Linked DNA regions of Homo sapiens: region 2 is linked to region 1. The links are chromatin contacts, found by Hi-C or POLR2A ChIA-PET in ENCODE. All regions are on one chromosome and are shown on one strand. Each heading gives the region's core, a stretch centred on a gene start or an enhancer-like site at or near the end of the contact. The rest is flanking DNA. Distances are from core to core; before and after follow the strand shown.

Region 1 (5,590 bases), core at 1,552-4,051:
TGGATTGTAATACATCAAAATGTAAAAATATCTAAGTCTGGTTGGTGGGGTTAGAAGTAATCATATTCCTTTTTTTCCAAAAAAATTTTTTTTCCCATTTTTTTTCACAGTGATTGTATTTTCTAGTCAGGAATACATTTCAAAACCAAAAAGATCATGAAAAAGTCTTCGTAGAAAGAAATTTATCAGTGTCATCGGTGTTTATTGGTAATTAACATCATGACTTAGAAAGCTTATAAATATTAAGTGATTAACATTTTTTCAGTGCAGTTTTGATCAGCCTGCACTGGGTGCTTGACTTTCAGTGACTTTTAACAGCAATATATTTTATTGCTTTATTTTGAGGAAAAATATGTTGTTGCAAAAGTCAGGATTTTTTTGTGTATTTCATATTCACTCATTAGAACTTTTTCTTTAAGAGGGGGGGTCTTGCTACATTGCCCAGGCTGGATTCCAACGCATAGGCTGAAGTTGTCGTCCCCCTTCAGTCTACCCTAAGTAGCTGGAACTATAGGCATGAGCTACTGCATCAGGCTAGAACTTTTTTAAAAAATGGAATTTAGACTAGAGCCTGAGAAATCAGAAAAATCTTACCATTGTTGCTTATGTTAAATAAAGAACTAATTCGATCGTTGTCCAAAGGGTGAAATAAAAGAGACAACCACATTTTCCTTTCATAATAATATTTAGTTGTTGGATTTTGCTGAGAAATTATTTAAATTTATTAACCCATATTCTCTTCCTTGTGATAATTTTGTAGGCTTGCAGGTAGATTTACTAGTTGTTTAAATTTCCCATGATGATTATTCATCTTTCTATACATAATATCCTATTCAGAATGACAGGTATCTTTTATTATGGCTAGGTCCCAAATTTTCATTAAGAAAACCTAAGAACATTTTTATTTTTATGAGAATTGTAATATATGACCATTTTAAGAAACTCTGAAATGTTATTTAGAAAATGTACTTTTTTTGGCCAGGTGCGGTGGCTCATGCCTGTAATCCCAGCACTTTGGGAGGCCGAGGCGGGTGGATCACCTGAGATCAGGAGTTTGAGACCAGCCTGGCCAACATGGTGAAACCCTGTCTTTACTAAAAATACAAAAAATTAGCTGGGTGTGGTGGCACGCGCCTGTAATCCCAGCTACTAGGGAGGGTTAGGCAGGAGAATCGCTTGAACCCAGGAGGCAGAGGTTGCAGTGAGCCGAGATTGTGCCACTGCACTCCAGCCTGGGTGACAGAGCGAGACTCCGTCTCAAAAAAAAGAAAATGTATTTTTTTAAGTGTGCTGAAGTAGTTCACTTTCAGAATGAAGAAACAAAATAAAAAACACAGTAAATAGAGACATTAAAATAGAATCTTTAAAAAAGGACAAAATAGAATATTCTTCCAGTTTTTTTTAACTTTTATTAAGGAAAGTTTTTAAATTTCCTTTTGAATTTGAAGGTACAAGTGAAAAAAAGAGTCCTATTAGTCTCAGTTTTTGCATCTGAAAGGACGGTTACTAGGTTAAATAAAAGTATATACAATGCCATTTTTCCTCAGCAGAAAAGACTTTTTTTTATAATTCAAGATATTAATCTTTTGGGATTGAAATGTGATTTAGTGCTGAGTATTCAGTTGTAGGCCAAGATGTTAAGGAGTCATCCGGGTCTAAAGGATTTGAGGGAGCTATAAATGGCAGTGTATGATTAAGTTAAAATCTAACACTGTGGCCGGGCGTGGTGGCTCACGCCTGTAATCCCAGCACTCTGGGAGGCCCAGGTGGGCGGATATCTTGAGGTCAGGAGTTCAAGACCAGCCTGGCCAACATGACGAAACCCCATCTCTACTAAAAATACAAAAATTAGCTCGGCGTGGTGGCATGTGCCTGTAATCCCCCCTACTTAGGTGGCTGAGGCGGGAGAATCGCTTGAACCCAGGAGGTGGAGTTTGCAGTGAGCCGAGATCACGCCACTGCACTGCAGTCTGGGTGACAGAGTGTGACTATGTCTCAAAAAAAAAACAAAACAACATTGTCATGTCTCTGATTTATTTTAGGTTTGTGTACTGCCCAAATTGCATGGCTTGACATCATTTCTTAATGTCGTTTTTATTTTAAGTCAGAGCACCATAACATGGTGTGGGAAGTGAAGACAAATCAGATGCCTAATGCAGTACAGAAACTCCTGTTGGTGATGGACAAGAGAGCCTCAGGAATGAATGACTCATTGGAGTTGCTGCAGTGTAATGAGAATTTGCCATCTTCACCTGGATATAACTCCTGTGATGAACACATGGAGCTTGGTAAGCAAAATTAAAAGTTATATAGAAATCTCACTAAGATTCAGATAAATTTTTCTACTTAGCCCGCTTCTCCACCAACCTTGACTGGCTAGAAAGGGATATGAAGTATTTGTATATTAGGAATTTTCAGCATTCTTTTATTGCTTTTAAAATACTACTTAAAACCAACATGAGTTGGGCTATTTATGGTTATTGTAGACACTCATTTACAGATTGTTAAATTAAACTACTTTACTTTGTGTGTAAAGATTGGACCCCACTCGTGGCTTTTCGAAAGATGCTACTTTTGAAATATACTTGAGAGAGCTCAGTAAAATATGCTTAGCCACTCTTCGTGGCAGATTTGCTGGTATGATGTGGAAATTACAGTGGACCCTTGAAACTTGAGGATCTGACATTTATGGTTGTTACTATTGCTAAACTACTCCTGGAGATATGTGACCTTTAGAAATGTGTAAGTTTGTTGAGGTGTGTTTTTGAATTGTATTGCTTCAAGGCTGGTGTTCAGGAGTATGGAGCTAATGAGTCACCTTGGCTTGCTGCCCAGCTTTTCAGCTTGGCTTTGCCCCCATTTAATATATGGGGGTTTCCTTCATGTTTATAAAAACCCTGGGGAGAAGATACAGCTGTCTTAATTTTACAAATGATGAAATGGAGGAGATTATGTACTATGGTAATGTTTGGAAATTTAGAGATCTTAAGCTCTTGGGACACATAACCTGCTTGAATGCCAAGGATTTTCTGGACCCTAGTATTTATTGAGTACTGGTTACTTTTGAGCAAGGAGTGCCATTTTAATCAGGTAGTTGATCTTCCTCAGTTTTTGGTTTAAGGAGGAACTCAGAAACTTAGGGCCGAGGGGAGTATAAATAACATGCCCCTTCCACCTATGACTTCGTTTAAAAAGTAATTTCCTGAACTTCAGAAACAGAAATGAACCCTTTGCAGTAAATAAATGTTGGTCAAAGGCAGTGAGGGAAAGGAAATAGCTATATCAGCATGAAAATTGTAGGGTAGAATTATTTTAAATTAGTGTGATGTTCTAGAACTCCTTGGCTCCTTCATGACTCCATGAAAGAAGTCAGTTTTTACAAATGGATATCCCGAGTCAGTGCTTCTAATTAAAACATTTCAGTTTGGCTTGGCATGATGGTTCACGCTAGTAATCGCAGCACTTTGGGAGGACAAGGTGGGAGGAGTTCAGGACCAGCCTGGTCAACGTAGTGAGATATCATCTCTACAAAAATTTTCTTTAAAAATTAGCTGGGCATGGTGGGTACATGCCTGTAGTCCTAGCTACTTGAGAGGCAGAGGCGTGAGGATCATTTGAGCCCAGGGGTCCAAGGCTGCAGTGAGCTATAATTGTACCACTGCACTCCAGCCTGGGCAACAGAGTAAGACCCTATCTCAAAAAAAAATTTTTTTTTTTTTAAGATAGGACATTTCGGTTTTAGTAGACTATTCTGGAATATTTGCCTGAATAGGAGTTATACATACTTTTATAGTGACATTTAGGAGACTAGAAATTTTCTTGACTTGTATATTTAAGGGACCCAATAGGTTTGTGGAGTTTGTAGGTATGTGTTTCGTGGAGAGTTTTTTTTTTTAAGCCTTCAAGATGCTTTTTCTTCCCTACTACATACACACATACATACAGACATATATATGATTTTTTAAAAGAATATATATATAATTTTTTTTAAGAATTCAGTATTTTGGAATTCATGTTCCTTATAGTGCTTGGTGTGTGCATGAGTGGTAGCTGGGTAATAGTTCCAGTCATCTTATGGGGAGCTGAAAGGGTATCATGAATTGCCTTTTAGGAATGCACTTATAGGAAAAAATAACCGATAAATAACCAGTAAATATTAACAAGTTCAGAATTTATTAGTAAAAAGAAATACTTTAACACAGAGTTGTGTAAGTAGTAGCTAAATATTTATGTGATCTATATTATCATTATGGAAATTATTGTTTATAGTCTGTATAACAGGTTATTAAAGTATGTGAGTAATAAGTCCATATTGCACACATAAAATGCCTTTTTCTTCATTAACTTGTTAATGTAAAAATATCTCAGTGGCATATGGATCACTCCTAGGTGAGGTACAAAACACTAGGGGGAATAAGAAGCAGAAAACACAAACCAAACCATGTTTTTCCAGTCTGTGAACAGAATGTTAAATTTATGATTTTCCTCTCTCAAAATTAATTAGCTAAAATTGAGGACTTCTCTTTTAACTGCAGTTATAATATTGTTCCTTGTATTAGTAATTTCCTTTTTATGATTTTGAGTGTGCTTATTTGCAGATGACCTTCCTGAACTTCAGGCAGTTCAAAGTGATCCTACCCAATCTGGCATGTACCAGCTGAGTTCAGATGTTTCACATCAAGAATACCCAAGATCATCTTGGAACCAAAATACCTCAGACATACCAGAAACTACTTACCGTGAAAATGAGGTGGACTGGCTAACAGAATTGGCAAATATCGCGACCAGTCCACAAAGTCCACTGATGCAGTGCTCATTTTACAATAGGTAGGAGCATTTATTATATTTTTATTGAAACATTCTATCATTACACAAAGGTTTTATTTAAAAATTTTTCTAGTTTAAAAGTAGTAATACTTTAAATTATTAGAATTTAAGTCATTAGAATTAAGCTCCTTATCTAATGATCAAAGACTTATTTCACTCACTACCATGATTTCATATTTTGAGAATTAGATAAAGGTGATAAAGAGAACCATAGAGTAAAAAAATTTGTAAATGTTTAAAATAAATTAGACCATGAAATACTTTTACTATACATTTCTACATATAGAAATGAAAATTGTATTTCTCTAAGGAAGCAGAGTTGTAATCAAGATTATATTTTAAATTTTATCAACCTTTAGTTGGGTTCCTTTTGGTCTAGGTTTATTTCTTCCATAGTTTATGTGGCCTTACATTATTTGCCTGTTTGCTAATTCTAAAATTTGCTAATATTAAAATCTTAAACTTACAAAAGTGGGTTCCCATTGGTAAAAATCACTGTTTCATATATCCAGACAGAGTTTAAGAAAATGAGTGGTTGTGCTATGAAATTACGGAAGCTTCCAGCTAATATGCCTAGGGAGACCTAAGTGGAAAACACTTCATTATTTATCCCTGAAAAGAAATGGATAAATATGACAGTTTATAAGGGAGAGAAATGCCCATATTTGCACACCTGTGAGTGGAAAACGATAGACCAGAGTTTTATACTAGGTAATGTAGGAATAACTGTAAATTTTGTTAGTGCTCTTGAGTGTAATGCATT
Region 2 (5,645 bases), core at 2,851-5,350, 480 kb after region 1:
TTGATCAATAATTTAACAAGTCTGGTACCTATTATATTGTCATAATTTGTCAAGGTATTGTGTAGGGAAATAAAGAGACTAGCATTATAATTTTACTTTAATAAAAATGTATACCTATGTCTGCATAGAAAGAATAAATAAAAAAAGAAGCAAAACAGTGATTATCTGGATAATGAGATAAAATGTGATTACTATATTATACATTAATGTAGTTTCCAAATTATTTACTACAGGCACATCTTATTTTTGTAACACCATAAAAGACATATACTATTTATGTCCCTAGGGAGCATATCTTATAACTGGAGAAGAAAATAAAGTAGCATACAGTAAACAAATAGAAAACAATTGAGTGCAAGATAAAAATAACAACAAAAAACCAAGAAAACAATTGAGTGCAAAACTGTATGATTACTGAGAATAAGCCCAATAAGTTGCTCAGAGAAGAAGAGATCAGAAATATAGAAAGAAAGTTCAGTTCAGTTCTCTTTTTGTATAAGTATGACAAAAATTTAGCATTTGCTATCTTGAGAAAATTAACACGCATAATGAAATAAAAGCTCAGGATTAGGCCTGGCTCAAGTGATCCTCCCGCCTCAGCTTCTCAAAGTGTTGGGATTACACTGTGAGCCACAGCGCCCAGCCAACATGTTTGCATTCTTTTGCAATTCTTCTGATTTGAGAACATTTTAAATTGTAAAAAAAAAAAAAAAAAGAAAAAATTTATACCACAATATTCGCTCTCAGACAAAAATAATGTAGCAAGATTGACTGCTCTTAAGTTAAATAAACGAAGGATTCAATTAAATCATTCTTGTAGCACACGTAGTCACTCAAAAGCATAGATACTCTGTCAGGTGTGGTGGTGTGCACCTATAGTCCCAGCTATTCTGGAGACTGGGAGTTCAAGTCCAGCCTGGGCAAAATAGCAAGATCCCATCTCTAAAAAAGAAAAAAAAGGCATAGATACACTATAAATTTATGTAAATATCTATATTTTATTAATTATAGAATTCTATTATAAAACTCATTTTATGAATCACAAAATACGCTATCAATTAAACTATAATATATAGTAGATCATCAATTATAACATGAACCCTGATAAAATGTGAAAAATCTGTATTTTATAATCAGTGAAATAAGATACACATTTTGTGACCATTTGATTAGTGTCTACTGCACCCATAAATATGAGGCCAGGGTATAAGCTTTTGTTCATCATTGTACCCACAGCCAGCACAAATAATTTCCTAATAAATCCTTGAATGAATGAATGAATGAACAGGTGAATGCGTAATCAAACAAGGGAGTTTGTCTTACACTGCAAATGCCTAAATGATAAATAAGAAAATGCCTTTTAAAAAAGTATTAACTGCTAAATAAGTACTGTAAAGTATCAATAATATTGTCTGATATTTATTTTTAAGTGATGCATCTATTTCTTTGGAAAGAAGTCCTGAATATTTTAAAAGTCTGATAAATAAGAACCACCCACCTCTGTGTGAAACAGGAGAAGGTTGCCTTATAAAGCCCAAGTGAGTAATCTAAGGTGTTTAATATCACAATTAAATAGGGTGGAGAGAGCAAGCTGTTATTTCCTCCTACTCTTCTGTTTTTAAAAAGCCAAATTCAAACGGTCTGCCTTTTACCTATGAGAAAAGCAGTTCTATACCCTTATAGAATCCTGTAACAGAGATACCATTTTGTTCTGCCCCAGCTATTTCTGCTATGGAAAAGCATTGAACAGAAAAAAGCAATTATCTTCATCCAGATACATGCAGGACTTATTATATTGTGATTATTGAACCAAACTCTTATATAGAGAGATGCATTTCAAATAAGAATTCTATTAGCCAAGCTAAGTTACTCTTTTGCCTCCTGTTGTTACTCAAGTCTTTTCTCTTCTGTCCTTCTGCCAGCCTTACCCCACTCCTTAATCCTCTGAACCAGCAAACCATTGCCAAGTTCTGATGCAAAGTGGTTTATAGGCCTGACTGGACCAGACTAAAAGTGTTCAAAATAGCAAGCAACAAGGAGCAGAAATCCATATTAGAATGGGATATGGACTATATTTATATTGGTACAGAATGCCTTCAATAAAGAGTTGTGAGTTGTGTAGGTGAGTTGCCATGGAGCTACAAATATGAGTTGATATTCTGAAATCCTAGACAGCCATCTCCAAGGTTAAGAAAAATCCTTATGCACTCACTTGCAAAGATATCCACAGCATGCTCTTAATGGAGAAAAACAAAGCCTTAGATCAAATATGTAAAGTAATTTTTAGTTTTTTGAAAAGGTATGTTTGGGCTATAGATAAATCTGTTCAAAAAACATGAGAGAAGATAATAATGGTTGAAAGGAGACACAGTGCTTGCCCTCAAGAAGTTTTTGTCTAGTGAGGGAGAGAGAACTTGTATGTAAATAAAATTGTGTTACTAAGGTAGATAGTGAGAAGTAACTTAAGAGAGGATCAGATAAGGTATTAAGAGAATACAGAAAAGGGTCTGGATTAATTCTGAACAGCATCAAAGAATGTTCTTGCAAGAGATAGTGTTTTCACCAGATCTTGAAGGTATGGATGAGGGTATACAGAGTGAGTATATTCAGATTCTACTTTAAAACAAATACTTTCCTCTGTTGTAGTGGAGTTGAGCTATACATCCAACAATAATGAAAAAATACACGCATATATACATATATGGAGAGAGATACATATTTTAGTACATGTAGCAATTGATTAATAAATGTACAGTTTAAGTCGCATGCAAAACCTTGGAGTGATAGCAAACTTCATTGTAGGATGTTTAGCAGCATCTCTGGTCTCTACTCACTAGATCCCAATAGCATCTCCCTAGGTGTGACAACCAAAAATGTCTCCAGGCATTGACCTCTGGAGGCAAAAAAAGCCCTTTATTAAGAACCAGTGGTATACATAAGTAAAACATACACAAGAGATTCCTCCCCTCTTCTCTGTATGTGAATAAAAATTGCAAAGTTCATGACCTGGATTTTCCTTTTAGGTTTCTTCTTTAGTGGTTCTTAACTTCATTGGGTGAAGTAAGCCTTTGAAGATCTGTTGAAAGCTGTTGACTCATTCACTTCTCAGGAAAACGCACATGCTGACTACCATTTCAGAGAATTTGCATCAGGGTTCTCTGGGGAGGAGTTCTGAGTTCTGTTTCCAGGAGCTCGTAGAATTGTCATGGTCTGCATATGCAAGGCAGGTGGATTACGGAAGGTTGATGTACAGAGGTCTGTATTTTGGAGCCTCTTCTGTATTTACTTCAGAACACTAACAATCAGGCGAGAATGTTCTGGTTTATCAAACCCTTCCTTCTGCCTTTCATCTTAACCATGCATTAGTTTTAACAAAGTTCATCCCAACAGAAGACAAAACACTGATGAGGTAGGATAGCTCCAGCTCCTCCTCCCTCTCTTCTAGTCTTGATTTCCATGTAGTCCAGTTTATTCCTTCCCTGATTGTCCAGGAGAATGAGAAAAAGAAAAAACAGAGTCTAGTGGGTAAGAAAGGGCCACCTGGACGGCTTGATTTGGATTGTGAAATAAAACACACACACATGCACACGTAGAATAAGTGGCTAAAATCTGAGTAAATCGTGAACTCTCTGTATCCTCCACCCATTGAATACTCCTAAAAGACTTTCTAGAAATTCAAGGACTTATTAATATAGAAACCTGGCCATTGTTCCTCTTCTCCTCCCCATGTGGTATGAGAGCACCTGTGGCAGGCTCCCAGAGACCACGGACCTCTTCCTCTAGGCGGGCTCTGCTCTTCTTTAAGGAGTCCCACAGGGCCTGGCCCGCCCCTGACCTCGCAACCCTTGAGATTAGTAACGGGATGAGTGAGGATCCGGGTGGCCCCTGCGTGGCAGCCAGTAAGAGTCTCAGCCTTCCCGGTTCGGGAAAGGGGAAGAATGCAGGAGGGGTAGGATTTCTTTCCTGATAGGATCGGTTGGGAAAGACCGCAGCCTGTGTGTGTCTTTCCCTTCGACCAAGGTGTCTGTTGCTCCGTAAATAAAACGTCCCACTGCCTTCTGAGAGCGCTATAAAGGCAGCGGAAGGGTAGTCCGCGGGGCATTCCGGGCGGGGCGCGAGCAGAGACAGGTGAGTTCGCCCTGAAGATGCCCACACCGCCCGGCCCGGGCTCCACTCCCGGGGAGGCCTCGAGGGTTGCGGATGGGACTCTTAAGTGGTCACGGATCAGGTGGGCAGGGGGCAGTACAGCTTTCTTTCTGAGACGCCGAGAGCGAACAGGCTGCTCGGAAAACAGGACGAGGGGAGAGACTTGCTCAATAAGCTGAAAGTTCTGCCCCCGAGAGGGCTGCGACAGCTGCTGGAATGTGCCTGCAGCGTCCGCCTCTTGGGGACCCGCGGAGCGCGCCCTGACGGTTCCACGCCTGGCCCGGGGGTCTGCACCTCTCCTCCAGTGCGCACCTGGAGCTGCGTCCCGGGTCAGGTGCGGGGAGGGAGGGAATCTCAGTGTCCCCTTCCAGCCTTGCAAGCGCCTTTGGCCCCTGCCCCAGCCCCTCGGTTTGGGGGAGATTTCAGAACGCGGACAGCGCCCTGGCTGCGGGCCATAGGGGACTGGGTGGAACTCGGGAAGCCCCCAGAGCAGGGGCTTACTCGCTTCAAGTTTGGGGAACCCCGGGCAGCGGGTGCAGGCCACGAGACCCGAAGGTTCTCAGGTGCCCCCCTGCAGGCTGGCCGTGCGCGCCGTGGGGCGCTTGTCGCGAGCGCCGAGGGCTGCAGGACGCGGACCAGACTCGCGGTGCAGGGGGGCCTGGCTGCAGCTAACAGGTGATCCCGTTCTTTCTGTTCCTCGCTCTTCCCCTCCGATCGTCCTCGCTTACCGCGTGTCCTCCCTCCTCGCTGTCCTCTGGCTCGCAGGTCATGGCAGCGCCAGGCGGCAGGTCGGAGCCGCCGCAGCTCCCCGAGTACAGCTGCAGCTACATGGTGTCGCGGCCGGTCTACAGCGAGCTCGCTTTCCAGCAACAGCACGAGCGGCGCCTGCAGGAGCGCAAGACGCTGCGGGAGAGCCTGGCCAAGTGCTGCAGGTAGCGGCCGCGCGGGCCTGCGTAGAGAGAAGCGGAGCGGGGCGTCCACGCCTTGGGGAGGGAAGGGCGTCCCCAGCGGGCGAGAGTGGGGTGCGGGCGGCGGAGCCCCTGGGCGCCAGCTGCTTCTCCCAGAGGCCCGACTTTCGGTCTCCGGTCCTCCACGCCGCCCTTCTGGTGGGAGGGTGGCTCCATCAGTCTCGGGCCCGAAATGAACTTACCTGGGAAACTCGCCTTTGGGGAGAGTGGGTTCTAGGAGCCCCGTCTCTCTTTTTCCTCTCTGAAGGAAACTTGGAGTGCCTCTTGGGGTACAGTGGGTCCCTGTTGCCTTCTTGGGAGCTTGTTTAAATGAAATGAATAGGGAAACCCAGCTCTTGACCAGGAGGAGTCCTTGAAACACTCAAGCTAAGTAGGCGGGCTACCATTCAGTTAGAGACCAGGATGCAAGCTAGAACCCAGGGGAGCGCGGGGTGTGCCAAGTACTTCATCAGCAGGCTGTGGGACCCCTGGGGAAAGCCACCCTCAGTCTCTAAACCCAAACATGCCGTAACTAGATGTCACAAACATAAA

What was found. A loop is a pair of places that touch in the nucleus more often than their neighbours do. ChIA-PET counts read pairs that join two places held with the same protein, here RNA polymerase II (POLR2A). Pooled maps may share reads with other maps.
Region 2: a loop to region 1 is called in a pooled map, with 5 times the contacts of the local background. The contact joins the promoter of SLC26A4 here to the enhancer-like site in region 1. A Hi-C loop is called at or near these places in 3 of 50 pooled maps. POLR2A ChIA-PET finds 5 or more read pairs at or near these places in 2 of 52 experiments (activated T-cell and activated naive CD8-positive, alpha-beta T cell).

The regions. Positions count from the first base shown.
Region 1 is chr7:107,177,775-107,183,364 of GRCh38, forward strand. It overlaps HBP1 (HMG-box transcription factor 1), which reads left to right. Exons shown (of 11, transcript NM_012257.4): 2 at 2,105-2,288; 3 at 4,599-4,827. The coding sequence starts at 2,120. Among named protein-coding and RNA genes, the nearest start is that of HBP1, 12 kb to the left of the region's middle. Within about 2 kb of position 2,802, at least 6 of the 41 ENCODE cell types and tissues checked have a DNase peak (open chromatin) inside an H3K27ac peak, as active enhancers do.
Region 2 is chr7:107,656,728-107,662,372 of GRCh38, forward strand. It overlaps SLC26A4 (solute carrier family 26 member 4), which reads left to right and starts at 4,101. Exons shown (of 21, transcript NM_000441.2): 1 at 4,101-4,128; 2 at 4,912-5,078. The coding sequence starts at 4,915. SLC26A4-AS1 (SLC26A4 antisense RNA 1) reads right to left here and starts at 5,071. Exons shown (of 2, transcript NR_028137.1): 1 at 4,875-5,071; 2 at 1-3,479.